Regions from separate parts of the Mus musculus genome. Here region 2 is linked to region 1. The links are chromatin loops, found by intact Hi-C in ENCODE. Cell type or tissue: heart. All regions are shown on one strand.

The links. A loop is a pair of places that touch in the nucleus more often than their neighbours do. Peaks named below come from ENCODE experiments on the same cell type or tissue, not always from the same donor. Only the 100,000 strongest peaks of a DNase experiment are listed, where the experiment ranks them.
Region 2: it touches region 1 in a loop (2.0-fold over the local background); 3 of 42 quality-filtered maps call a loop at or near these places.

The regions. Positions count from the first base shown.
Region 1 is chr3:135,459,116-135,461,615 of GRCm38, forward strand. Ube2d3 (ubiquitin-conjugating enzyme E2D 3) reads left to right here. Exons shown (of 7, transcript NM_001356597.1): 5 at 860-965. Among named protein-coding and RNA genes, the nearest start is that of Ube2d3, 21 kb to the left of the region's middle. In heart, a CTCF peak has its summit at 1,173 (motif pointing left); no DNase peak of the experiment used is centred here.
Region 2 is chr3:135,400,984-135,403,483 of GRCm38, forward strand. No RefSeq gene overlaps it. Among named protein-coding and RNA genes, the nearest start is that of Cisd2, 21 kb to the right of the region's middle. In heart, a CTCF peak has its summit at 1,473 (motif pointing right); a DNase peak (open chromatin) is centred at 1,488; H3K27ac peaks cover 897 bases.

The DNA.
Region 1 (2,500 bases):
CCACATACTTTACTCATGCCTAACTTCTAAGATTAGACAAAAGATTTTAACACTGTAATGTAGAAAAGATTTGCCTTTTTGAAGTTGCAAAGCTCAAGTATTTCCATGCTTAAGCTAAGTATTGGAGTCTAGTAAGTAAGCTGTAGAGTCAACTTGCCTTATGTTCTAGTTGCTTTTAATGCACTTAGGTGACTATAGTGTTAAAGGTTAAGTTGCTGGATCTATAACAACACCTTTAATCCTGGTATTCTGTAGGCTAAAGCAGAGTAATGAGTTCAGAGCGTATAGTCCTTGATTTTTTTTTTCTCTCAGAACTATTAGTTCAAATTCATGGTATGTGAATGACTAGAAAATAATGTGTATTAAATTATGGTGTTTTTCTAACCCTCTTTAGTCATGTTAAAAGTACAGTGTAGTAAGAAAGTCAAGTTCCTTTGGGTATAAAGCTTATACTCAGTTTGTTGTGTCAGCAGTGGGAATAGAATTTGAATATATGCCTGTATCCTACATTGAGGGTCCTAAGTTCCCTTTCACAGATTGCCTGCCTTCTGATAGTTAAGCTATACTACTAGAGTTAACCTTCAAAGCGAAGTTAATTACTTTTTCCGTGCTGAGGCTGATGTTAACTTTTTAAAACTAGCTTTTATTACCTAAAATTGATTTTGTTGAAATTTCCCATATATAAATATTTCCTTATATGGTTATGCGTGCTTTGATCACATTTTCCTGTCTCCTTATATTCTCTCATTACTATGATCACTGGTGAGACTTAGTATTTTAAGCCTTGCTTTTTAAAGTATACTTATTTTCATTTGCAAAAGCCATCTAAAGGTTGTGTCATGTGATTTGTTTTTTTTAGGTTGCATTTACAACAAGAATTTATCATCCAAATATTAACAGTAATGGCAGCATTTGTCTTGATATTCTAAGATCACAGTGGTCTCCTGCTTTAACTATTTCTAAAGGTAAAATGATAATTTCAATATAATAGTTTTCAGCTACTGTGACTTTATTATGCCAACATTTTAATTAAAAGTTGCTTGCGGGCTGGTGAGATGGCTCAGGGGGTAAGCACCCGACTGCTCTTCCAAAGGTCCGAAGTTCAAATCCCAGCAACCACATGGTGGCTCACAACCACCTGTAACAGAGATCTGATGCCCTCTTCTGGTGCGTCTGACTACAGCTACAGTGTACTTACATATAATAAATAAATAAATCTTTTAAAAAAAAAAAGTTGCTTGCAAGATTGGGGATGTATCTCAGTATAACATGCTTGCCTAGCATGCACAAAGCTCACTGTTCAATCTTCTCCCACTCACCCCCCACCCCACCCCCAGTGTTCTATAAATCAGGTGTGGCACATGCCTAAACAATGGCACTTTTGGGAATAGGGGCGGGAGGATCTGAAGTCAAGATCGTCCTTGGTTAATCTGAGTGAGTCTGAGGCTAGACTGAGATCTTTTAAAAAGGAAAAAAAAGTTAGTGGGTTTGGGTGTTTTGGGTTGATACTTCATCAGGGAAAATAAATTTTAAAGGGATTTTTGTCTAAAGTTAAAAATATGTTGGTAGGGCATTTTCCTAGTGAGTTTTTTTTTCACATAATGGCAGTTTATTTTTAGTGTAATATATCAGAAGCCAGAGGTATCTTCCTCTTGTATACTTTTATTTCACTTGGCTAGGTTCTGTCATTAAACTCCTCTTGTATACTTTTATTTCACTTGGCTAGGTTCTGTCATTAAACCAGAAGTTCTTAGTAACTCTCAGTGTCTGCCTGACTTTACCACCAATGCTAGGGTTCAAGCACGCACAGCTTTTCATGGGCGGCGGGGATTTGAACTCAGGTCTTTTTGTTTAGCCTGAGCTCTTACCTACTGAACTATTGCTTCAGCCTCCAAATTAATTTTAATAAACTTATTTTGGTGCTAAACTGTTTGTGGGTGGTAATGTGCGCGTGAATGCAGATGTTTTGGAGTCCAGAAGAGAATGCTAGATCACCAGGAGCTGTAGTTAAAGGACAGTTGTGAGGGGGCACCAAGAGTGGGAGTTGGGAAACTAAAACTGTCCTCTATACAAATAGTATGTGCCTATAACTGTTGGGCCATCTTTTTGGTGAGAATAGGAAAATATAGCCAGGCATGGTTTACAGCATTTACAGCTTTCTACTCTAATAAGCATCTGTGTAGATTTTCTGTATCTGATTTTGAACCTGTCTTTAGTTGGGTATTACTTAACTATGATAATCATTCTGTGTCTAATAAAATGTGGAATACTTAGGGAATTTGGGGAAAGATTGTTACGTAAAGACTGATCTTGTACTGTTAAGTCTAACACATTCTAGATCTCCAGGTATACCCCAGATGGAAAGTTCCTCCTGTCCTCTTTTGGATTCTGAATGACAAGTCTTTTTTTGACATTCTACTCTGCAAATTCAATTGTACGCAAAACATTTTAAGGATGAGATTGCCTTTTAGTAATTTATAGGCTTGGGTAATTAATGTTT
Region 2 (2,500 bases), 58 kb before region 1:
TTTCGGGAAGGGTGAAGATGCTCGTGTCTGAGCCCTATGACCGAATCTGACTCCACGAGTCTGAGTGGAAGGTGGGAACTGACTCCCACAATTGCTCTCTGACTCCACACGTGCACCAGGGCACCACCTCCCACTGAAAATGGAAGAAATGAAAGCATACGTCCAATTGGTCAAACTGATGCTGCAGTCTGACGCTTTCTTTAATGTCAATGGATTTCTGACTGAGAGAACTGAAAAATCCAGACCAACTGAGTCACAAAGAAAAACCCTTTATGTGCGCAGCAAGAGACAATTTTGTGTCACTTCCTCTAATGTTGATAGGAGTTCCATGTACAGTTTGAGCAAGAATAACAATACAGCAGGACAGCAAGTGAGGAGAGAGGAGACTGTTGTTCAGTGGTCCTCAACTTCAGCTGAACTAGGAGTGTACTGGCAGCTGGCCACCTAATGCGAGCACAGTTAAACTGCTATAGTGCGCACTTACGATGGGGAACGATGATGAATTATGTACGTAGTTTGCCATGATTTAAAAACCAAATAACTTTGTTAAGACACAGACTCACTATGTACGTCTGTCTGGCCTGGTATCTTATTGGAAGCCACCAGGGTGGCTGTAAACTCACAGAGATCTACCTGCCTCTGCTTCCCGAAGTACTGAGATGAAAGGTGTGAGCCACCACACCCGGTACAAATAATAACTTTTTCAGAGAGCTTCTGTGGGGTCAGCAAGAGGAGCCCAGGCGGTGAAGGGGGCTGCAGTCAGGACTGGCAACCTGAGCTTGATCCCTGGGACCCTTGATAGAAAGAGAAAACCAGCTCTTGGCATGAGTACCACGGGGTGAGCACATGCCCCGAAGGGGACATCTACATATGTGTTTGCGTGCTTGCTCTTGTGTGCATGAATGAGTGTGTGCGCACACGCTCACCAAATAAATAAATGTTAAAAAAAAAAAAGACATTAGATTGGGCCTGCATAGATAATTTCCTGGAGTATGGCCCATCAAATCACGTGGTATATTCACAGGTGGGATAGATTCACAGGTTCTAGGAACTGGGGTGAGGAAATCTCGGTGGGACAGTACTTTAGAAATTCTACTGTATCCGATGTCCACATTTCAACTGCTGTAGATTCCTTTAGAAGACATTTTTATCTGTCATGTTCTCTTTCCATAACTCTTTCCACGACAAAAATGCTTCACCAAGGCAAAGTTTCTGCTTAATGAGTAGACACATCTGTCATCACTCCACAGAGAGAGAGAGCTAGGCACTTAACCATTTTAACTTGCTGTCACGTGGACATTACTGTCCTTACAGGACTTGCCACATTGAAACCTATGATCCGCTTTATCGCTCGTAGTTTCAACATCCAGCATTAGCAGTGGCTTGATAAGATGTGGCCAGGAAAAATGCACGCTGCTCAGGTTTCTGGCACTGAATTTTTATGGTGCTGCGCGAGTGAAGAACATACGGCCACAAGGTGGCAGTAGCGCACACACCATTTCTATGGGCGAGCCCTGATAGGTTCTCATCTGGTGAAAGGAAGTGGCCAACCACAGGCCCCACCACCAGCTGAAGTAGGGAAGGTAAATCCTCAAGGTTGGGGTGGGGGAAGACCACAGAAAGGGCACATCTGGCTTAGTGATGTCACCCAGCATCCTGACATCTTTGGGTCAGAGAACACTGCTCTTAACTCCAATCAGCCATCCTACGTGGCCATTATTTTAGGATTTTTACCCCTGGTGTCCTCTCTCTCCTTTTTCCACTTCCTCCTCTTCTGCCTCCTCAGGGTCTCCTCCAACTCCAAGCCTGGAAAACCCAAACCACTCACATGTCTCTTCTGCCCAGCCATTGGCTGTTGGCGTCTTTATTTAACCAATACTTTTAATCAGGAAGCAAGGTCACATTGTCCATGCAGATCCTCTCCTTCCAGGGAGCAGCCAGGCTATGGGGCCGGTACTTATCATTACAAAAACATATCAGAAGAGCAGACCTCAGCAGGTGCTTGCTGCCAAGTCTGAGAACCTGAGTCCAATTCCCAGGACCCTCAAGGAGGAGAGAAGCAGCAGGCTCCGCAAGCTGTTTCACCCAGACTGTTTAAAGCATCATTTCTTAATGTGCAGTGCATCTGCGCATTTAACCCCCCGCCCCCACCCCGCCAAGGGAGAGCTGAAAGACCCTGTTACTGCCTCTCTGAGCAATGTCCTTAGCAGTGTGTACCTGCTTGTAATTCTACTGTATTTAAAGACTGCTTCATGACTTCTGCAAAAGAAAGATTTGTTGAGTAAAATGAAAAATAGGGCTTCCAGTCAAAATCCACTATGAACAAAAGCCTGGGGGCAGATGCAGCAGTTAAACACAGAAAGCAGCTACAGGTGTCCTCCTTCATCCAGTCTGTGTGCACCAGAGACGTGGAGGCAGTCGCGGCACAGCTGCACATTTGGCTTTCAATTGCCCCTGTAGCGGGCAAATTCTCTAACACAATCTATGCGATTCAAACACC